Linked DNA regions of Mus musculus: regions 2 and 3 are each linked to region 1. A link is a loop called in an ENCODE intact Hi-C map of the cell type or tissue named here. Cell type or tissue: left cerebral cortex. All regions are shown on one strand.

The links. Hi-C counts contacts between places; a loop is a spot of excess contacts. Peaks named below come from ENCODE experiments on the same cell type or tissue, not always from the same donor. Only the 100,000 strongest peaks of a DNase experiment are listed, where the experiment ranks them.
Region 2: it touches region 1 in a loop (4-fold over the local background); 7 of 42 quality-filtered maps call a loop at or near these places.
Region 3: it touches region 1 in a loop (3-fold over the local background); 2 of 42 quality-filtered maps call a loop at or near these places.

Annotation. Positions count from the first base shown.
Region 1 is chr4:32,946,459-32,954,458 of GRCm38, forward strand. It overlaps Ankrd6 (ankyrin repeat domain 6), which reads right to left and starts at 4,368. Exons shown (of 16, transcript NM_001012451.1): 1 at 4,289-4,368. In left cerebral cortex, a CTCF peak has its summit at 4,503; DNase peaks (open chromatin) are centred at 4,076, 4,462 and 5,309; H3K4me3 peaks cover 1,350 bases; H3K27ac peaks cover 420 bases.
Region 2 is chr4:32,855,705-32,863,704 of GRCm38, forward strand. Ankrd6 (ankyrin repeat domain 6) reads right to left here. Exons shown (of 16, transcript NM_001012451.1): 2 at 4,618-4,884. The coding sequence starts at 4,737. Among named protein-coding and RNA genes, the nearest start is that of Lyrm2, 59 kb to the left of the region's middle. In left cerebral cortex, a CTCF peak has its summit at 3,676; DNase peaks (open chromatin) are centred at 66, 4,645, 6,877 and 7,901; H3K4me3 peaks cover 2,199 bases; H3K27ac peaks cover 1,609 bases.
Region 3 is chr4:33,288,105-33,296,104 of GRCm38, forward strand. No RefSeq gene overlaps it. Among named protein-coding and RNA genes, the nearest start is that of Rngtt, 18 kb to the right of the region's middle. In left cerebral cortex, CTCF peaks have their summits at 3,029 (motif pointing left) and 4,890 (motif pointing left); DNase peaks (open chromatin) are centred at 2,145 and 4,858; H3K4me3 peaks cover 762 bases.

The DNA.
Region 1 (8,000 bases):
GCCTAGCAAGTGGAGACAGTGTACTTAGATATAATAATAAATAAATCTTTCATCTTTAGACTGGAGCCCCACCCACCACCACCACCACCACCACCACCCCCTCCCCCACCCCCCCACCCCCCCAGTAAATAACATAGATGCTTGCCTTTCAATCTGAGCACAACTAGATTTTACATCTCTTCCCGGCCCGGGCTTGAGGAGGTGGTGGGAGAGGTAGATGATGTCATCTCAGGTTCTCTGGCCACCCTACACTGTCCCTGAACTCAGTGCCCTGGTACAGACAGGCATCATGAACAGAAATGGCTAATCTGAAATTTTATTTTAAAATACTATTAGGGGGAGAGTGGTATAAGCATATTATAATCTCAAAAATAGAAAGAAACAGGGCTGGAGAGATGGCTCAGTGGTTAAGAGCACTGACTGCTCTTCTGAAGGTCCTGAGTTCAATTCCCAGCAACCACATGGTGGGTCACAACCATCCGTAATGAGATCTGACGCCCTCTTCTGGTGCATCTGAAGACAGCTACAGTGTACTTAGATATAATAATAAATAAATCTTAAAAAAAAAAAAAAAGGCCGGGCATGGTGGCACACGCCTTTAATCCCAGCACTCGGGAGGCGGAGGCAGGCGGATTTCTGAATTCGAGGCCAGCCTGGTCTACAAAGTGAGTTCCAGGACAGCCAGAACTACACAGAGAAGCCCTGTCTCAAAAAAACCAAAAACCAACCAAACAAACAAAAAATAGAAAGAAACAACTTCAAACATACCACTGGATTCAGAGCTCATGCTTTCTCAGCATGCTCTCCATACCCGCTGTAAACCAAAACCCATTTTCTGTCCCTGTCAATCTGACTACTCCAGGTGTGATGCCACATAAGTAAAATCATAGAGTCTGCAAGTCCGTAAGCATACTTCCAGATTCGAGTACTATTCTGGACCCTTGGCTGGGTATTCTGCAGCTGTAATTCACGGGAGTCATCTATCTATTACATTTAACAAGCTGAGTGTACTGAACACATCGTCCCCAAGTGCTGATCCCAGCTGAAGCACTGAGTCCCAAATGTTTAATCCCAGCAGTGGCAGTGGGATCTCTATGAGTTTGAGGCAGCCTGGTCTACTGATCAAGTTCTAGGACAGCCAGACTACAAAGAGAAACCGTAGTGGGGTTGGGGGTGGGGGATAGGGAACACAGCACGGGACTCCCAATCTGTACCTACAATAGCTGGATTTCCAGAGCTGGCTGTTATGGAAAAATTGCTGTGGACAGGAAATGAGAGGGGTGGTGTCCTGAGGAGACACAGGACAGGCACAGGCTAGTGACTGCTAGTGACTGGCTACTTAAACATACCAGGAGCCAGGCAAGCAGATGCCCCCCTCCCCCCATTTGTCATTCAGACACAGTAGGGAGGGAGGACTGCCATGAATCTGAGGCCAGCAGAGTTACATAGCAACACCCTGCCCGTACATAAATAAATACAGCACTGCAAAGATGGCTCGGGGTTAGAGTATTCTCTGCTCTTTCAAAGGAAGAGCGGCCACTTGCTCACAACCTGCTAACTCCAGTCTCCTGATCTCCATGGGCACTGCAAACACACACACACACACACACACACACACACACACACACACACACGGTGCACAGATTTACACAAAGGCAAAACACCCCCCCAAAAAAATCAAATATTATTTTATTTAAAATAAAAATCTCAAAAAATTTTTTTAATTAAATAAATAGAACTTTTACACACATCACTTTTTCAAGTGGAAGCTAAATACCTACCTAGTTGTTTTCACCTACCCACTCCTACCTACACCTAAGAATACCAGGACAAGCTAGCTCCCTTACACAGCAAAGACCCCAGGGCCTCTCCAGGAGGCTTTCCTTCAGGTGAGACTTCAGAGCTTGCTGTTCAACCGTCACTGAAGGGACTCTGACAGAGGCAGGAGGATCTCTGTGTGTTGGGTACACACAGACACCCTGTCTCATGGAAAAGAAAAGAAAAAAGGAACCACTGAAGGAGAGCTGTGTTTATCCTGAAGAAATAACAGTGACAGACAGAACACACTAAGGAACAAAGAGTTGTGGGGTAAAGCCATTGGGAAAGAACACTCGGCGTTTCACCCTTCAGAGCCCTAACAATGTTCTCTTGAGAGCTGTATTTAAAAAAAAAAAACAAAACCTTTTCCCTGAGACACAGGGTCACAAATTACTGTTTTCCAAATTCTTAGGGACTCAAGCAAGCTTTTAAAATTAAAGCCTCTAAGTGAGGGGAAGACACAGTTCTCTACACAGACTGAACACGCCCGAGTCCACCACAGGGAAACCACGGTCTCCCGCTCAAACTGTAAGCTTTCCCTGGCTTCCGCTTTCCTCTTGATATCCTGCTTTTAACTCGAGAATGCTCTAAATTGTTGTGGAAATGTGAAGCAAAGGGGGAATTAAGACGACACGCAGAGCAGTGATTTGATAGGGGTGGGGATGGTAACTGAAGGGTTCCTCGGCTGGGTAATGGGGTACTTGTGCCTGCTAGCTATTCTTGTATTCCATCTCTCTGAGCAAGAGTTCACAGAAGGCACCAGAATCTGTCTGGGTGGAGCAGAGGACTTTGGGAATTAGCTGTGTGCCACGTTGCTAAGCTGAGTTATAGCACAAGCTATTGGGCTTTCATATGGAAGATATCGGCTTTGGAAACACGGATGGGCTAAGGAGAATGCGAAGGTTAACATTTGGTCCTAGCTACCAAGGTCAAACAAGGAGTTAACAAACAAGGCTGGGTGTTTTGTTTTGAGGGCAGAATTTTGCTGTGTATCCCAGGCTAGCCTCAAACTAATGACCCTGCCTCAGCCTCCAGAGGGCTGGAATTACAGGCATGGACCCCCAGCCTGGCATTTTTATAATTTATTTATTCTAGCTGATGTGCATTGGTGTTTTGCATGCATGGCTGTGTGAGGGTGTTGGGTTCACTAGAACTGGAGTTGCAGATATTTGTGAAGTTGTGGGCTGCCACGTGGGTGCTGAGAACTGGCCCTGGGTCCCCTGGAAGAGATGCCAATGCTCTTAACTGCTGAGCCATCTCTCCAGCCCCTTGGGCTAGCATTTTTATTGTGATGGTTTTGATTTTAAAAATCAGCTTTGGTTAGACTTCTCAACAATTTATAACTAACTGTTGTCTGGTGTCCAATTTTCCCTCATTTTTTTTCTCAGACTGCTCCTTCCCTCAAGCTGAGAGGGCAGAAACCCCTCCTAATTGTAATATGAATTCCTAGTTTATTTATGTTGTGTGTGTGTGTATGAACCTCAGCCCATGAAGAGGTCAGAGGACACCACGACTGGTGAGAGAGTCAGTTCCACCTTGTCACACCTTCTGCGAATCAAACTCCAATTGTCTGGTGGCAAGAGTCTGCCAGATGAGCCATCCTCTGGCCATTGTATTCTCAGGATAAAACAAAACAAAACTTACTCACCATATGCTAAGTATACAATCAGGGTAACAAAGGAAGTTAATTATCCCAACTACTCACGTAACAGATATTTTAAAGATGAGAAACCGTTAGTCAGTATCAATCTGAACACTTGGGACAACCTCGCACCTGGGTGTGATTGGTCACTGTCCAAGTTCTTTCCATTACATTCAATCAGTATCAATTTAATACACATGGCTACCACCAGCCAAGAGCCTCGCCTCACAGGAACGATGCCCGCCATAAAGCCTGATGTCAACTTCAAGGTTATGTATGATGCTTTCAGTTCACAGCTCTAACTATTAAGGCTTGAAGACGTGGGTTTTCCAGTCGCACACCTAACTGGTGGTTTCACAACTCAGTCTCATGCCATCAAAGTGGTAAACACACACACACACCTTACCACCACGTGAATTCTCTCAATGCACTTCGGGGGAAACGTTCTTGGCCAGCTTCACAAAGTACAACTCCTTTTGGATCAGCCATAATGATCCCCCTTCTCTCCAGCTCCCCAAATCTACAGGAAGCGATACATTTCAATGCCCTAGGCAAGTAAGAGAATCCTGAGCCCGAAAGGCGGCGCACAAGGCCCTAAGGCCCCGCGGGACCAGCCGTGCTCCAAACGACCGTGGGAACTGCCCTTGCCCTGGGCTGCGGAAGAGTTTGCAGGGCAAGCACTTCCCCACACGCGCGACGTCGAGAGCGCCCGGAGCCAGACGGCCACTAAGGAGCGCGCCCCTGCCAGCGACGCCCCCTCCCAGTGTCCCCATGAGCGCTCCTGGAGGATTACTAGCACTCGCAGGAGCCGGCGACTATGCCCAGTACCTTTCGCTCCCGCGCCGGCCGGCCGCTCCGCACGGAGCTCGCGGGCCGCTGCGCTCCTTGCCCGCAGCCGCTCGCCCCACGCTCCACCGCGCGTGGCCTGGATGCCTGAGGGCCCCGCCGGCCCCGCCCCATACTCCACGCCACGCCCCTCGGGCCACGCCCCACCCGGCTGTCCGCAGGGCTACAGCGCCCCGCAGCGGCCGCTGGTCATTGCACACGATCCTCCCGAACCGCACATCCCGGAGGTGCGGGGTGGCTCCCACTGGGACCCACGAGCAGCGGGAGGACACCCGCGCTGAGGGCTGTTTCCTCAGCGGCATCGGGCACCAGGCGCACCAATTGGATGGACTGAGCGGAGAACCCTCCAGCCCTCCACCTGTGGCCGGCTTTCTGGAGCCGATGGAAACCGAGGAAGCTGCTGCAAAGAGAGGGTCGGGCATCCTCTCTCCCGCTGCTGCCTGGTGAAGGACCAGCAGGGACATCAGTCCTCACCCGCGGGTTCCAAGTACGCCTTACATACTGTTGTCTTGACTGTTTTTGTCTCTCACTGCCACAGCTACTTTTTCAGTACCTAAAAGAGCTCCCCGGGCAGCATAAACTAGGGGGTTACACTCCAACAAATGTCTGCAACATCTGGCCTATGTGAGCCTGCCTCAAGAAGAAAAGAAAAAGAACAACTTACTGAGCGATTTAGGAGTGTGGTAAGCCTGGAGCCTAATGTAAACAAAAGGTTACTTCAAAGAATGTGTTTATTTCAAATTCATAGCAGTCCCAATGACCAGGCTCAGATAATCAATGCTATTTCCAGCCTTATATGAATGCCATTCTACTCAAGAAAAATCTCATGGGGTTGGCTGCTCAGGACTTAGTGGGTAAAGTGCGCTCTGATGAAGCATGAGAACCCAAATTCAAATCCCTCAGCACCGATATACATATAAATGCAAGCAAGAAAGTTAACACACATACATGCACACATGCAGGCATGCATGCGCGCGCATGTGCATGCTCTCTCTCTCTCTCTCACGCACGCGCACACGCACACGCGCACACGCACACACACACACACACGATCTGATGACAAATGAGTGATGGAACCTTTTGCTCACAGAGGTGGAGAGGTCAGCAGGTAGAACGGTGAACATGACGCTTCGATCTTACCTGAGGCTGGTGATAAATTTACGGTGAAGCGATTTTTTTTTTTCACACCCTCTCTGGAATATAGCTGGGTTTCAAGGAGAGAACCTCCTTTTCCTTAGAGTATCTGTTTCCTTTTGCCTCCTGAAAGCTTCAAACAGGAGACACTCCAAAACCCCCTCCCCGCCCACCCTAGAAGAGAGTTAAGCACTTGATCCTCCGAAACTATTTGGGAATGCTCCCCCACTCTGCGCCCCCTACCACCCTCGCCGCCACCACCACCACCACCCACCACCCACCCCCAACCCCCGTCCGCCGTTCCCTCCCAGTCTCAGCAGCTGTTTTATTTAGCAAAGTGTGAAAACTCTTCTGGGAGAAATTTGTTTTCAATCTTGTCACTCCCAACCTGAAACTGTTAGGAGAGGCGCCTGTCCTGTCCCTACCCACTAAGAGCTCCAGGTTGCTCTGCGAGCAGGTCTCAACTAAACTCCAGAGCTCCCGACGTAAAGTATGTAAACGTGACATTTCAAAGTAATTATTTCTCTTTTATCCACAGTGAGAAATCCTCTCCCCTCCCTAAGGATTGACACGCAGTTAACAGTTGAGTGGGGGGAGGGGTTCTTCAGTGTTGTAACTCTCATGAAGGAACCATGATTCCTCCTGTAAACAGTCTCAGTGAAATTCATTGGATGGGTCGTTAAAATTTGAAAAATAAAAAGGAAAGAAATGAAAGAGGAGAAGGGGCTGGGTGAAAAATGGAGCAGCTCAGTGGAAGCAAATTGGACGAGAAAAAAACAAAAAACAAACAAAAGATCCAAAAACAACAACAACAACAACCTCCGCAAAACCACACACACAAAAAAAAATCCCGCCATCCTGCAAGATCCGTGAGTTCCCCTGGGAGCTGACTAGTCTGCATTTGTACCCAGACTTTGATTAATGGGAATTCCAGGCAGTGCCTGGGCTGTCGTGGAGATCTTATCTCCAAGGAGCCACAGTTTAGATGAACCAATGAAAAGAAACTCCTAAATCTCCCTGGATTTGAGGAAGGTCCCCAGCCCGCAGCTCCATTCTTGCTCCTTTGGAAGGAACAGCTGGCAGCCAGGCTTCTCTAACTGCCCTCCCACCCACCTTAGTTACTTTCCTATTGCTGTGATAAGACACCGTGACCAAGGAAACGTATAAAAGAAGATGTGGGTTGGAGAGATGATGGCTCAGCAGTTAAGAGCACTGACTGCACTTCCAGAGGTCCTGACTTCAATTCCCAGCAACCACATGGTGGCTCACAACCATCTGTAATAGGCATCTGATGCCACCTTCTGGTGTGTCTGAAGACAATGATAGTATGCCCGCATACATGAAATAAATAAATAAGTAAATCTTTAAAAAAAAAAGAAAGAAAGAAAGAAAAGAAAGAAAGAGAAAAGAAAATATTTGGTTAAGACTTTGGTTACAGAGTGTCCTTCAGGGAACATGGCCGCAGGCAGGCATGGTGTTACATCAGTAGCTGACACTCATCAGACAGAGAGATCTAGCTGGAAATGGTGTGCACTTTTGAAACCTCAAAGCTCACTCCCAATGACACCTCCTCAAACAAGGCCACATCTCCTAATTCTTCCCAAACAGTTCCACCAACCGAGGACCAAGTATTCAAATATGAGCTGGGGGTGGGGGTGGGGGCATTCCCATTCAAATTGCTGCACGTGAATGAGAAAGACATCTACTTAGTGAATGACAAGGGTCATTGCTCAGTGATCATATGGCCTGCTCTTCTTTCCACCAACCTTTCTTTAACAAGTTGACTGCACTTGTTATTTTCACGTTAGTTATTCAGCCTTCAGCAATGTTTTGGTCTCTATGTTTGTTACCATACAAACCGGCTTTTGCTTTTGTAGGAAGCCTTCCATGGGTCCCTCTATAATCATGTTCTTCTAGTGTCCACCCTGAACTTTATACTCTCTTATTAACACTATATGGTTCTTTTTGACCTTTTCGACAAATGAATACTTTGTTGCTGCCTATACAACTTTTTTCCTTTTTTTTTTTTCCTTTTGAGACAGGGGTTGAGTAGCCCAGGCTAGTCAAGGATGACTTTGAATGTCTGGTAGCACCCCCTGCTTTCTACTCCTCAAGTGCTGGAATTGCATGCGTGCATCACCGCATGCATCCTGTTTTATGCAGTGCTGGGGATTAACCTCGGACTTAGACCATGCTCAGCAAGCTCTCGGCCAACTGAGCCACATCCCTGCCCTTTGGCATTGCGTTTCTGAGATTCCACTAGTATATTTGTTACTTGGAATATTTGTGCTTGTGTGTGTGTGTGTGTGTGTGTGTGTGTGTGTGTGCATGTTGTTGTGTTTTATACAAAAGAAAAGGAAATCAGGGATATGTTTGATGGAGGTGCAGTATGGTGTGGGGGAAGGGAGTGCCTCTGTGGCCCCATCCTGAGGCATCCCTTCCTCCTGAGGGACCAGCCATAAATATAGTATAGAATAGAGTTTATTTAGAGCATGGGGAGGAGAGTTGAGGGAGAGAGAGAAAGATAAAGAATGTAAAGTATCTTCTATAAGCCTTTCAC
Region 2 (8,000 bases), 91 kb before region 1:
CGTGGAACCGGGATGCCTCTAGCAGGCTCTGGAGACATGACTTGGTGGTTAAGAACACTGGCTGCAATTCTGTTCAATTCCCAGCACCTCGTGGGAGTCTTCCACCATCTGTAACTCGAGTGCCAGGGGATCTGACACCCACTTGTAGCCTCTTAAGACACTACATGCAGGGAAGCATACAGACACACAGACGCACGTGCAGGCAAAATACCCATGCACATAAAATACAGCTTTTAAATTCCTTGTGTGTGTGTCCCGTCCCGTGTCGTCCCTTCCCCCCCCCCCCCCCCCCCCGCTTTTTTTCTTTTGCTTTTAGAGACAGGGTTTCTCTGCATAGCCCTGCTGTCCTGGAACTTACTCTGTTGACCAGGACTGTCTCTGCTTCCAAAGTGCTAGGATTAAAAGTATGTATAACCACCATCAGTGTGCGTAAGTTCTACTTTTGTAAAGATATGTAAAATGATCCCTGGTTTATGGTGATTTGACTTACGATTCTTTAACATTGATTAAAAAAACAGTAATGACACATTCACCAGAAATCATTTTGAATTTTGAATTTTTTCCTTCCCCAAGGCTAGAAACACGTAGTATGGGACCCTCTTGAGATGCTGGGCATGGAACAGCAAGTCACAACTCTCAGTTTCCGACATGATCAGAAAGAAAGCAGAGGCTATCCCGAGGGTACAGTCCTACTAAGCTGAGATTAGTCCTACTAAGCTAAGGGTAGGTGTAGAAAATGCATTTCACCCTACAACATTTTCAAACTCTGATGGTTTTATGGGACATGGCTCCACTGGAAGTCAAAGATTATTTGCACTGATGAGTAAACGATGTGACCAGGCATGGTGGCGCATTCCTGTAATCCCCCTGCTTGGAAAGCTGGGGGCAGACGGCTGCCCATGTGTTCGAGGCCAGCCTAGGCTATGGTACCGAGACAGTGTCATCACAAACAAACAACAGGGTAGAGTAAGCACAGGTGAAGTAGGAAATGGGACCCTCAAACACTCTGGTGGGAATGGGAAATTGTAAACCTGCTTTGAAACCAGGCATGGCATTTTGTTACAGTGTGAAACATTTATCATATGACTCAGCAAATCTCCCTGATATTCACTGTAGTGGATATTCCTGATTGTCAACTTGACTATATTTGGAATGAACTACAATCCAGAATTGGAAGGCTCACCAGTCACCCTTATCTGGAGGCTGGGAGATAGAAGTTTCTGATCTGGATCTTGGTATGGAGATCTTGAGGCATAGTGGCTATGGATTCCAAAAGATTAAATCTTTCAAGGTCACCTGGGATTAAAGGTGCGGTGGAACATACCTTTAATCTGGGCTACACCTTCTGCTGGAGACAATATAAGGACATTGGAAGAAGGGAGTCTTGTTCTTGCTCCTTCGCCTGCTTGCTGTGTGAGACTGAGTAACTGCTAGATCCTTGGACTTCCATTCACAGCTACTACTGAACCATTGTTGGGAATTGGGCTGCAGACTGTAAGTCATCAATAAATTCCTTTATTTTATAGAGACTATCCATAAGTTCTATGACTCTAGAGAACCCTGACTAATACATTCACCCACCATAGATGCAAACTCTGCCCACACAAATGTGTATGTCAATGCTCACGGCTGTGGTGGAGTTTTAATAACAGCCCTAAACTAGAAGCATCCGGAAACGTCCATCAACTGGCTGAAGGACAGTAGTGATCCCCCTTTATCCACCATCTCACTCCCTATAGTAACCCATTGTCAGGGCCAATCACAATCTGAAATGGAAAATGGAAAATTCAAGAGAGAAAGGAATCTGGAGTCTGAAATTGCATGCAGTTCTGAGCAATGCTGCCCCCAGCCATCCAGCCAGGGACATTAATCACCCCTTTGTCCAGTGTGTCTGTCTGTGTTCTCCACCCTTCCTACCTGCAGATACTATGTGATTCTATGTGTGCTTACTATGTATCACTATCCAGTCACAAAAAGGAATGAAGTACTCACTCACTGCAGCATGAATAACTCTTGAGAACTCTATACTACAGGAAGGTAATCAGGACAGAAGACCATAATGTTGTGTGTCTAGTTAGGGTTCCTATTGTTGTGACAAAACACCAGGACTAAAAAGCCAGTTAGGAAAAGAGAATTTACACTTTCATATTTCATATTTCTGTTCATTATCAGAGGAAGTCAGGACAAGAACTCAAACAGGGCAGGAACCTGGAGGCAGGAGCTGATGCAGAGGCCCTGGACGGGTACTTTTTAGTGGCTTGCTTGCATGACTTGCTCAGCCTGCTTCCTTAAAGAACTCCGGACCAGCTGGGCAGTGGTGGCACACGCCTTGGGAGCACTTGGGAGGCAGAAGCAGGCAGATTTCTGAGTTCAAGGCCAGTCTGGTACAGAGCGAGTTCTAGGACAGCCAGGGCTACACAGAGAACCCCTGTCTCAGAAAAAAAAAAAAGAAAAAGAAAGGAAGAAAGAAAAAAAAAAGAGAAAATGTCCTACATTTTCTTACCCATAGCCCATCTTTTTTTTAAAGATTTATTTATTTATTTATTTATTACATGTAAGTACACTGTAGCTGTCTTCAGACACTTCAGAAGAGGGAGTCAGATCTCATTACGGGTGGTTGTGAGCCACCATGTGGTTGCTGGGATTTGAACTTCAGACTTTCGAAAAAGCAGTTGGGTGCTCTTACCCACTGAGCCATCTCACCAGCCCCCCATAGCCTGTCTTATGGAAGCATTTTCTCAATAAAGCCTCCCTCCTCTGATGACTCTAGCTTGTGTCAAGTTGGCATAAAATTAACCAGGTCACCCCATAATTCCATTTCTTTGTAATATCTAAAAAAGGAAAACTCATAAACAAACAGGAGGTCGATGATCACTGAGAGCTGGGGTGAGGTTGACTGGATAGATAACCTTTTCCAGGACGAGACTACATTGGTTTGCTCAGGCAGCCACATCAGAAATGCATCTTCCCCAAGGAAGTCCAAGATGAGGGCACAAACATGGATGGGTCCTGGTGAATTCTTCCTCTAGCTTACTGAGGACAACTTCTCACTGTGTGCTCAAGGGGCAGGAGCTCAGATGCAGGAGTGACTGAGACAGCTGAAGGGGGTGGGGTGGGTGGGGGGCAGCTCAATCCTAGCAGCGGCATGATAGTGTGAGCATTCTGCAAATTTCTGATTAGATTAATCTTGGGGCATGTAAAATATACCACAAAAAATCTGTGGATAAAAAACAAAAAGCAGCCGGGTGTGGTGGTGCACACCTTTAATCCCAGCACTCGGGAGGCAGAGGCAGGCAGATCTCTAAGTTCGAGGCCAGCCTGGTCTACAGAGTGAGTTCCAGGACAGCCAGGGCTATACAGAGAAACACTGTCTCGAAAAACCAAAAACCAAAACCGAAACAAAAAACAAAAAAACCAAAGCAATGAATGAGGTCTATTTAAGACATAAAATGAAAGAGCAGCCTATGTGGCTTTGACTAAGTTACTGTTATTATAACAGCCCTGAAAAGTTGATATTATTCTTGTATCACAGGTAGGGAAACTGAGGCTTAGAAAAGTTAAGCTAGTCACAAGAGTTTGCAAACACAGCAGAGTCGAATCCGAACCTGGTTTACCTGCTAACCTTTGCTGGGTAGCACCTCCTGGGCTGGCCACAGGAGGTGCCAGTTCAGGATCCTCATGCTAGCCTCAGACTACACTTGTAGACCTCTGGGGTGCCATGGACAACTGACAAGATTTTCTCTCTCAAGACCAGTATGCAGTGCAGAGGGACTGAGACTGACGGCTGACCAACATCTGGCCCAGAACGTCAGATACTAAGAGATGATGCCATGTGAAAAAAAAGAAACCATATCTCCATCTGTGAGGCTCTCTGGAGCGGAAGGCGGGAGAGCGTTGGACCAGGGCACCAAGGATGTAAGGTACATTTCCACCTGGACAGAAATGTCTTTAGGATGAGGAGAGAATATTCTCCGGGGGCTTCACGGTACTCAAGGCAGTACTGGAAGCTGGATACATTTGGATCAGCATTACTTCAACATTGAAGGGCCTGACTTACCTTATTTTTGCTTATTTTTGAGATTATCTATGTAGTCCAGGCTGTCTTCAAACTTAATGCTGGCACTAATACACCTGGCCAGGACCTACCTTTCTTGGGGTTTAAAACTGCCTTCAATCAACCGTTCCCTGACCTGCCATTGTACTGCCAGTTGATAAGGGATGAGCAATGTCTTACAAAGCCCCACAGTAGTAATGACAGGCATCTGGTCCAAGCTGCTAGATCGGATAGTGAGACCACAGTGGGGGCTTTCTGACCAAAGGCTGGTCCACCTTGCTAGGAGGCCTGTCTAATATGATTCCCACCCTCCACCCCCTGCTCACTGTTCAGTTAGTCTCTGTGAAGGAACTTCTTCTCCAAAGAGACAAATTGTCCACTGGCTATAGAAGTGGGTGGGAGAAAAGTCAAAAGTGATTTTCAGTGCTTTGTGTCCCCTCCCAAGCCTTCATCCCTTTACCAAAAGCCAGTTCTTTTAAAACTATGAACCAAACAACAGTTCTGCAGGCAACAAGAGGTAAGCTATTCCCAGAGAACAGCTATGGCGTTTTTTTCCGTGTTACCTTGGTAACGGCTACCTTGGCACCCTTGTTGATGAGCTGAACCACATTCTCTGTTTGGCCTTTGTACGCAGCTATGAGCAGGCGTTCTGAAAGCGCAGCGACCGCATCCTGCTGGCTCATGAATTAGGAGAGAAAGGGGCTCCCAGGAAAGCAAGCGGTGGGTCAGTTTCCTCAGCTCCACATGCAGCCTCGGGTGGGGCTGGAGTCCACAGCGAAAGGTGCTCGGAATCCTGAGGGATGCCTTTCTCACTACTCCATCTTCAGGTCCTAGGGGGTCACAAAACAAAGCGGCCATCAGCGCCACTCAGTACAAGAGGACAGACAGACAGTCCACACCACTGCTGACCTCATGGTGTCCCTCTGCTGCACAGCACAGGGGACAGGAAGCCAAAAGCACACTTCCACAGCATTTCAAAGTGAAGCAGCAGGGTGTGCCAACTCTCCACTTCCTCCCTCCTCAGGACCATTCTCCACGAGCCGGGCAGACCTGAGAGGCTGAGTTAGTACCCTGGGTAAAGAGGCCTGATGTAACCCAGGGTGGAGGGAGCAAAGGTCGGGGAATGACACGATTATATTTTAATTATTTTATAAAAAGAGGGGGTCTGGTACAGCTCCCTAGATACCTCCTGGTTGTATACATAACAACATGTACTGTGCATGATCAACCTTTAGACTTGAGGGCCAGGTTCCTATGAATCCACTATGGCTAACATGCACTCAGAGACCCTGATGGGCAGGGTGTCTCTGAGGAGACAGCCCTGTCCCCATTCCTACCCCCAGCAAACATGATTTCCTTCATCTTTTACCTTCTGCAAAGTCTCCTGCATTCTGGAACAGACAGAGAACCGAGCACAGCCCAGGGTCGAGCCCCGTTCCCAGCTGAAGAGACACTCCCCATGCGAAGAAGCTGGTGCCTCACTTAGTGCAGGCAGCGCTAGCACCGCCAGTTTAGGAACAACCCCTCCACAAACATCCCCCAACCCCGTGCTTAATGGCCACCACTTAAGGCAGAGCCTTAATACAACTCTAGACTCTGCTCAAGGAGCCCTGGTAATCTCTTTAGAACAAACCAAGTCAGGGATAGTGATTTCTCTGAGGCAGCGGGAGGAAGAGGGAGTCTTTTGTGTTTAAATCACGTTTGTAGTGGCCAGGGAGATGGCTCAGGTATAGGGACTTGCTGCAAAGTCTGAGAACAAGAACTCAGTTCCTGTACCCACATGATGGAAGGGGGCACCATATTGTGTACACACACACACACACACACACACACACGGCAGAGAGAGAGAGAGAGAGAGAGAGAAAACACCACACTTTTCAAATCAGATCATATTTTGATGACCAAGAGCATCCTGGCATCTTTCACAGTTGCTTCCAGAAACTTGACAATCATTCAGCCTTAGGTAGAGTCTCATATACAGAACAGAGCCCGGCCATTTCATTATAAGAGAGGAGCCCAGCCAGATGTAAATAAACACCATAATTTTAGAAAGGTAATTCTTACCCCCAATCTCTAGCATCACTTTTCACTGTGTTCGCCATTTGTTGCCCCAAATACGGGCAAAAGATAATAAAGAAAGGGACTCTGGCAAGGCCAGTCTGCTCTTGCTCACCAGGCCACCGGAAGCACCGTGCCCCAGCCAGTCAGCCCTGAGATGTCCATTTCCCTTCCTGGGCTGAAAATCGAGCCCAGGGCCTTTCACATGCCAGGCAAGTGCCGCCGTGAAGTTATATTCCCAGCCCAAAGAAAGAACAGAGTTAGCACTCTAAGCAGTGAGGGAAACAGCTAGAAATGCCTTTGGAAGGCCCAAAGCCACAGAGTACATTAGGGCTTATCTCCTCGCTGTCTGCCTCCACCACACAGAAGTGCGCGCGCGCGCGCGCGCACACACACACACACACACACACACACACACACACACACACACACACGGAGGAGGCTTGTCCTTATGAACACTGGGTGGACTGTTCCTTTTTATGCAGAGAGGCTGCATCCCATTCACACAAACTACACTGATTTCTTGCTCCTTCAACTCAAACATTGCAAAACCACTCTGTGCCAAATGCAGAAAGATGCACAGCAGTAGCCACTGGCTCCCATCTGCAGGTGCCTCCCTCTCTCTACCCATTTGCTGTCTCTGTGCACTAGGCATTATCTCTACCCTTTCCCTTCCAGAGCCCTTCTTGCAAAAGGTGGCCTGCTTCAGACCAGTTTCTTCATCATCACCATCCACCCAGCCTATTCTAAAGCTTGCCTGAGAGGGCGAGCAGCTCAGTCACCCCCACTCACCCCATTCCCACAGCAACCCAGCCCCCTTAGCAACAGACAGAGGGCCAACCAGCTTCCGGTAAATCGCTTGCCACTCCCATCCCAGACAGCAGTCTCATGCAACAGATGCAGCCTCTCAGATAATGAGACTAAAGCCAGAAGTTCTTACGGTTACAGCTGCAGGCTGAGATAGCTTCATTTAGATAATTACCAGGTAAGGCACCCTTTGCATGTACAGCTACCATCACTATTAAAAAACAAAGAACAACAACAACAACAAAAAAAAAAACCCATAAAAATATAAACACCCCATTGATGAGAGAATGTTCATCAACCAGCTTTGACATTTTATGTTTTGCTTTTCTGTTGCGGCTACATAAGGGCCCTCTTTACTTCCCCCATGATATAACCCACACCTCCACAGGGCAGTGGTCATTCACAACGTATCTTGGATATGCCCCATTGCCCCCCAGCATGCTTGCACAGAAAACTGCTTGCAAGATGAGCAGCAGTGACTCCACCCCAGGTTATCAATTCTCATCTGCAGCCAACGCCTTCCCCTCACACTTCGGCATCTCAAAGTCATTCCGGATTTCAGGGCAGGGATCATCTCGCTGTTGGGACCCGCACCGGCAGACGCTTGACACAAAGGGCAGATGCACAGGACCACATATGCCGAGTCTCCTCTCTTCCCGTTTCCCCTCCTGACCTCACTTGGAGTGACAGGATGCTCTGCTCCCTGTCTGGGAACCAGTAAACTAGGCCAGATGGAGGCAGGCAGGGATGGGTAAGGATGGAGAACCCCGAGAGGGGAAGGAAATACACGGGTGTGACCTCTCTGCGGGCTGTAAGTTAGACTCCACTGCTAACCTGTTGGGTGCCCTGGCTGTAGCTGCTTTGCCCTCTCATGAAATCAGAGCTTCCTCTTCCAGTAAGATAGCCACCATTCAAGAGAGCCTTGTTGCTGGAAGTGAGCAATCTGTCTGCCTCCCACCTGTCAATCACGTCCTTTGTCACGGGATTCAGTTTCACTGTGCTCAGGAGGGAAAAGCTTAAAGGCAAACTTGCTGCCTGTTCTTCAGGCAGGAAGGGAGCAGAGAACACAGTAAGTCTAGAA
Region 3 (8,000 bases), 340 kb after region 1:
GGTGGGAGCCCAGGAGACTTCAGTGCCTCACAGAGAACTATAGACAACTAAGAAATAGTCTTCCCCAGGGAAGAGCACACCAATCGTATCCATCACCAAACGGTCAGTTCTGAAACCATACATACAAGTACCATTATTCAGTCTGAGAAGGTTGTATTCATGCATTTAAGTGTGTGTGTGCTTATGCACGTATGCATGTGTGGAACAACAACTAAAGGAAGAGAAGCCATAAGTTTGAAAGAGAGCAATGTGGGTTGGGAAGGTTTAGGAGGAGAAAGGTGAAGGGGGAAATGATATGTTATAATCTCAAAAAAACCCCACAATTATTAAAAATTCTTTTCCTATTTTATATCATTCTTGGAGAGTTACTTTTGTTTTAATGTTTAAACATGTGTGTGTGTGTGAGAGAGAGAGAGAATAAGAGAGAGAGAGAGTGTGTGTGTGTGTGTGTGTGAGAGAGAGAGAGAGAGACAGAGACAGAGACAGAGACCACATAAGGGTAGGGCACACCCCACAGTGCTTGTACAGAGGTCAAAGGACAGTTTGGGGAATGGATTGTCTCCTTCCATTACGTGACTATAGGGATAAAACTCAAGTTGCTAGGCTTAGTGACAAGTGTCTTTATAGTGGAGCCATCTTGGGCAGCCCTGTTTTGATTTTAGAGCCTGACTCTTGTAAGAGGGCCCTGGCTGGCCTGGAGCTCACACGGATCCTCCAGCTTCATCATCACAGGCAAATGCTACCATGCCCGGTTAGTGAAGATTTCTAAGGACCAGGCTGCACTAGGATTATAACTCCCAGAGCCAGGTTGTGAGGGGATCTGGCTTGATAATCCCCCAAGGAGTTCCACTACCCAAAGGGCCTGATGACACACTGGGTAGAGTTGGCTAGAATATATGTAGTTTTTTTCTCCTACCATCTCAATAATTCAGGAAAGCACCCCCTTAGAGAAGAACCCCCATAGAGATGTATTTTCTGTTTCATATGGTTCCAGAAAGGTATAGAGACTCTCTCTCTCTATGCCCTGTCTCCAGAGTCTTCCTTCCCAGTCTACACAGCCAGCAACACCTTCCATGACTACAGCGATATCTGAAATGCTCACCCACATTACAGAAGCGATTAGATAACAATCTCTTTGGTTGCAGAGCAGTCCTGGGGATGCATTTGAACACAGTGCCGCAGGCTCCTCTCTGAGACTTGGCACTGCAGCTTACTGATCACCTCTTAGGAAGCCCTGCGTCTGCAATTGGGTCACCTCAACCATTTTGTATTAACTCTTAGTTTGCTGTATATGGTGAACGTACCGACCGCAAAGCTGACTCCTTACCCTATGATATCTCACCAAATATATGCTCACTTCCCCATTTTGATTGACTTTAGGCGAATGGTAGAATGAAACTTTAAATACAGACCCAGGGTCCCCAACAAATGGTGTGAAATGACGGTGTTATAACAGGAAGGGTAAAATCATTCCAACACGGCAACCGTAAACCTCACCACCACGACATGCCCTCAGTGAGTTCAGATGACCCAGTCCTGCCCTTACCATTGGTGTCTTTCTGTAACTTCCTTCCTATTTACAGTCCCCAGGCAGAAAAACTTACAATGCAACACACAACAAAAACAAAGCAAACTCACCAGGAACCACCTCTCCGGGAGCTTGCTGATCCTGCTAAGACTTAGTGTGGTGAGACTTCTCTGATTGAATCTACACCCAATCAGTCACCAGCAATGAGAAGAAACTCAGACTTAGTCGGTCTGGGTACCAGGGATTTAAAACACTGCAGCTCACTCTCATGGGTAGCCAGGACTGCACCCCAAACCAAAACTTCCTCACATGAATCCACATTGGAACAACTACAATAATATATTTTGAAATCTCTTTCTTACCTCAGCCCAAAATGATTATGATGTGGTTTAAAAAAATTACTTGTTGCAGCAGGAACCCCACTGAAGGGAGAATGCTTGTCTGTCAAGCTGGCCACGGCCCATCTGGGGCTGAGAAAGTCAGTGTAGAAGCAAATTCAGGTACATTTTATCATTCTGGTTTCGGTTTGTCAGGCAACAAGGGGCAGATTTTACAGAAAAATAATTCTTAGAAAACCCCTGATTGGTTGGGGTAGTGTTTCTAGGAGGCTGATTGGACCAAGACTGTTTCCAGGCAGTGGATTGGTCGAGTGGCTGTTTCCAGGCTGTCTAGCCAGTGGATTGCATGGTCTCCAAGGGTTACTCAGACCACAGTGTGCTAACAGGTCTTTAAAGCTTGTGTTTTGGAATAGTAATTTCCCCTATTACAAAAGCGTATTGAAGAAAATGCCAGCACTCTAAGAACACCTCGCAGGGACACTGCCCATTTCTAAAGTGCATCTTCCCTAAGGGCTGCGAGTACTCTCTGATGCAGAAGCTTCCTAAAAGGATTTTTTATTCACAGCTCAAGGGAGTGGCTTGGGCTATTCCATAGAAAACTGGGGGGCTTTTAAAAAGGTAGCCATAGGCCACAGAGTATAGTTCAACTGGTGGCTTGTTTTCTAGCTTCTCTTTCTACTTCTTAAGTACGTAAAGCCATTCTTATTTGATATTGGAAGGAAAACTTGCAAGAAAAATGTAGATTGGGCATGTTAGTTCAAGACTAATCCCAGCACTTAGGAAGTGAAGACAGGAAGGTAAGAAATTCAAGTGTGGTCTCTGGTATGTAACAAAGCTTAGCCTGGGTGGCATGAAACCTTATCTCAACAAACACAAAGAAAACGGGGGCTCCAGGCTATCCTAGTGGGGACAGTGCTTGCTATGCAAGTGTGAGGACCTGGGATTTTAATCAGTGAAGAGATCAAATTCCCAACACTGATGTAGAGATAGTTTATTCAATTCTTAGTTTAGAAAAGCATCTCCCATGTTCAATATTAGCTACTAACCTCTTATATGAGGAAGCTGCAAGAGGGCGGGGAGATGGCTCAGCAGTTAAGAGCACTTGCTGCTCTTTCAGAGGTCCTGAGTTCAATTCTAAGCAGCCTCACGGTGAATCTCGACCATCTATAAAGGGATTTGATGCCCTCTTCTGGCATGCAGGTGTGCAAACACTCAGACATTTTAAAAAAAAAAAGTATCACTAGTTTGAGAGAGAGAGAGAGAGAGAGAGAGAGAGAGAGAGAGAGAGAGAGAGAGAGAGCGTGCTTCAGGACTGAGGCAGGAGGGTCAGGATTTCTAGGTCATCCTTAGCTATATAAAGGGCATTTGAAACCAACATGGCTTACCTACCTGAGACTCTGTCTTCAGAGAAATAAGTGAAATGCAGAATTTCAGGTCCACGCCAAACCTATTGAATTAGATTTTACATTTAATGACCTCGCCAGGTGATGTTGTGCCTTTCAAGTTTCAGGGGCAAAGTTAAAACCTTGGGCCCCGAAAGGTTAATTTTTTCCCCCTTAAAATCTAATATACATATAGAGTCCAAGCTAGCCTGATTCCAGGTCTTCCTGCTCGAGCCTCTGGAGTACTGAGCTTACAGGCACGCACTGCATTACCTGGCAGTCTTCAGCTAGGTGTGACAGATGGTAGAATGCTTGAGCTGTGTGGGTGATATGGTGATAGGACACTGTGGTTGTAGAGGCTGGAGCAGGAGATCCTCCTGGATCTATAGTAAGTCTAAGTAACTATATAGGCTTGGATGTAGGTCAGATGATAGCATGTTTGCCTTATAACGTACAGAGTTCTGGGTTTTGTTTGCCTCTGTCCCCAGAGGCGAACAAAATGAGATGTGATAGAAAGCGCCTATAATTCCAGCACTCAAGTAGAATAGGGACCATCAGGAGTTCACGTTCATCCTTGGGTACTCAGGGAGTTTGAGGCCACCCTGGGACACGTGAGACTCGGTCGCAAACAAACACAAAACTTGCAAACCAGAAATCAATGAATGAAAGAAGTCCTGGTTGAGAGTCAATAAATCTGTAGTTTTGTAAAGTTGTATGTGATGGCACACACCTATAATACCAACATTTGAGGGGGGAGGGGAGGAGGAGGAGCAGGAGCAGGAGGAGAAGCAGGAGGAGGAGGAGGAGGAGAAGGAGGAGGAGCAGGAGGAGCAGGAGCAGGAGCAGGAGGAGGAGAGCAGAAGCAGGAGCAGGAGCAGGAGGAGCAGGAGCAGGAGCAGGAGCAGGAGGAGCAGGAGCAGGAGGAGCAGGAGCAGGAGGAGCAGGAGCAGGAGCAGGAGCAGGAGCAGGAGCAGGAGGAGCAGGAGCAGGAGGAGCAGGAGGAGGAGCAGGAGCAGGAGCAGGAGCGAGTTCTAGGTCAGCCTGGGAGACAGAGCCAGACCCTTCTTTTCTCAACAGGAAAGAAAACATCTGAAACCCATAAGTGACAGAGCTGGGGTACGATGAAGCTGTCCTGGCAGATTGCAGTTTTTCATATTCTCCCTGAACTGAGAAACCCGATTCTCTCAAAGTCTACAGGGTCCCATATCTATTAAGCATAGCTGTGCACACCAGCAATAATTGGTGTGAAAACTGTCTTATCTCAACTGAAAGGGAAATCAGCAGCCCATTGAAATCGGTTGAACATCATTGAAAACAGTTGAACTAAGTTTTTTATGGCACACAGAAGCTGATAATTATTATCTGTGAAAGGCACAGCAGTGCTTAGAGAGCCCCCTCCCTCCCATCATCATTACACCTTTGTAATGAGGTTACCGACATGAGCTGGACAGCCAGAGTACCGGAATAGTCACGGCTACTTAATCGAGGTAGGTCAGGCTGGCCTCTGCTACTATGAATCTGGTGGTGGAGCCAAATCCAACATTAGGAGTGGAGCTGAATTCAAGAAAACTTGACCAGACCTCATTTCTTTTGAGTCGCAAATCAATGAGGTGGATTCCCTGGGCTGTAGCGCCACCTGGTGGAAAAACATTAGGTGTAGCATTATTCCGATTTCATGGACGGAAAAAACGGAAAATAAAGTTTATTTTTTCACCCGATTCTATCTAACTCCTCAGTAGTCGGTGTATACAGTTTGGTTATTTGCGATACTTAAGGCTGATGATGGAGTTAGTTGGTAGAGGACTTCCCTCAAATGTGTGGTGACTTGGGTATATTGCCAGGCACTGCATAACCCATACAAGGTTGTCCACTTGGAAGATACAGGCAGGAGAAGTTCAAGGGCATCTTCTGGTTACATAGATGATTTGACGTCAGACTGGGATTCATAAGATTCTTTGTTTTAAAAGAAAGCAATAATTGCATCACTGAGTCCATTCTGTCTTTTTTTTAATATTTATTTATTGTTATATATAAGTACACTGTAGCTGTCTTCAGACATCCCAGAAGAGCGCGTTAGATCTCATTACAGATGGTTGTGAGCCACCATGTGGTTGCTGGGATTTGAACTCAGGTCCTTCAGAAGAGCAGTCAGTGCTTTTAATTGCTGAGCCATCTCTCCAGCCCCCATTCTGTCTTCCAGTCCTGAGAGAACGAATGTCTCAGAAAATTGAGTGCCATTTGTACTTATCTAATGCTGCATTTGTGTTCTCTTGCACGGGCTTTGCTGTTGTTAAAAGATTTTTCGAGATAGGGTTTCTCTTTATAGCCCTGACTGTCCTGGAACTCACTCTGTAGACCAGGCTGGCCTGGAAATCCGCCTGCCTCTGCCTCCTGAGTGCTGGGGTTAAAGGTGTGTGCCACATGCTCGGCTTTTATTTGTATTTGTATATAAAAGATTTTATTTGTATTCATGTGTATGTGTGTAGATGCCTGACATGCATGCTAAGAACCAAAGTCTAGTCCTCTGTGAACCCAGCAATTAAGTGCTCTTAACTGTGGAGTCTCTCTAGCCCGTTGTCTGATTAGCGAATGAAGGAACCACAGATGATGATTGAAATACATTGAAGAGAAGTAGCTCAAGGCACTCAGCCAGAGATGCCAGACCTGCAGGATTCTGAGCCTCATGAAAGATGCTCTTTCCTAGATAGCTCAGGGATGTAGCGATCAGAACTAAGTTGATTTATGGAAGATAGGGACACCAGCTGGGACCGGAAGCTGTAACTTTGGCTACTTTGAAGCTGAGGTTTAAGGCCACCAGTCTAAGGCTTTCATGGGCTACAGAGTAAGTTTAAGGTTAGCTTGGATGATTTATCAAAACTGTGTGTGTGTGTGTGTGTGTGTGTGTTGAAATTACAACAAACCAGGTAATGCTGGGACATGCCTTTAACTCTAGAATTTGGGAGGCTGAGGCCGGTAGATCTCTATGAGTTAGAGGATACCCTAGGCTAGGTATTGAATTCTAGGCCAGCCAGGGTTACATATGAAGACTCTATCTTTAATATACACATTTAAAGCTAGAGGGACTTGCCTCAAATAGGGTTTCACTGTGGTGACGATACACCATGACTATGGCAACTCTTACTTATTTGTTTGTTGGTTGGCTTTTTTTTTTTTTTTTTTTTTTGGTTTTTCGAGACAGAGTTTCTCTGTGTAGCCCTGGCTGTCCTGGAACTCACTCTGTAGACCAGGCTGGCCTCCAACTCAGAAATCCGCCTGCCTCTGCCTCCTGAGTGCTGGGATTAAAGGTGTGCACCACCACACCCAGCTGTTGGTTGGCTTTTGAAACAGCACTTTTTTGTGTAGTTCTGGCTGTCCAGGAACTAGCTCTGTAGACTAGACTGGCCTTGAACTCCTGCCCTTGGGATTAAAGGTATGCACCACCACTGCCTAGTTCATGGAAAGTTTTTTTTTTTTTCTTTAAAGACTTACTTATTTATTTTATGTATGTGAGTACGCTGTCTTCAGACTCAACAGAAGAGGGCATCAGATCTCATTATGGATGGTTGTGAGCCACCACGTTGTTGCTGGGAATTGAACTCAGGACCTCTGGAAGATGTCTTAGATGACCTCTAAGCCATCTCTCCAGCCCCCGTGGAATGTCTTATAAAGGAAAACATTTAACGGTTTCCAAGCTTTAGCTCATTATTACCTTGGTGGGGAGTGTGGGGGTGTGCAGGTAGACATGGTGCTGGAGAAAGAGATGAGGGTTCTACATCCAGACCAAAGGCAGCAGGAAGAAAATGATGCACTAGGCCGGGCTTGAGCTTCTGAGACCTCAAAGCTTTCCCACAGTGACACACTTCCTCCAACAAGGCCACACCCACTGCAACAAGGCCACATCTCCTCATACTGCCTTTCCCTATGAGCCTATAGGGCCATTGCCTTCCCTCTGTTGTCTCTAGACTTACTATCAAGCCTGCTGTGGCCATCCCTAAGGAGCTCCTCCTCCCAGTGCACTTTATCCCCTGCACACTCCATCCCTTGGTGAAGACTTAGGGTCTGTTGCCCTGCTAATTAAGGTTGAAGTCTACCATTGCCCTGATAGCTTTCTGAGCTTGGTACAGAATGGCGGACTTCCTTTGTCAGTGAGGTTTCCTCTTCTCAGCCAGAGGGACCCCCAGACCCCACCCCCTATACCTGTGAAATGTCACATAACCTTGGTTAAGGTTACAGGTCCAGCTTCCTATCTCCTGATAAGAACCCGTTCAGCAGGGACCCGAGATTTCTGAAATGCTTCCCCATGCTAATGAGGCATCTTGGTTCCTTAAACCTTCAGCCAATGGTCCTTCCCCACCGTCCTGCCCCCGGCTCTCCCCAAAACTATATAACCTTTGAATCATCCACATAAAGCTGATCTGTCTCCTCACGACTGGTCCCCGTCGTTATTGTACATACTCACAGGGATCCTGAAGCCCAGCCAGCATCTGTCATCATCCCCTGTGGACCTGATATCAGCGAGCGACGTTAATTAAAGTGTTCGGCTTTGGTAGTCTAAGACACTTGCATTAGTTCTTCTAAATCTCTGTCCCTTTTGGAAAACATCCATTATCGCCTTATAAAATAAGAGCTCAGTGTCTTATGAAAGCTAATCTATAATTATATGAGCTGGATCAAAGGGAATCCTACACTATTATAAGGGCCTTTTAAACACAAATAAAATAGCAGTACAGGTCACAGCTTTGCACAGTGAGC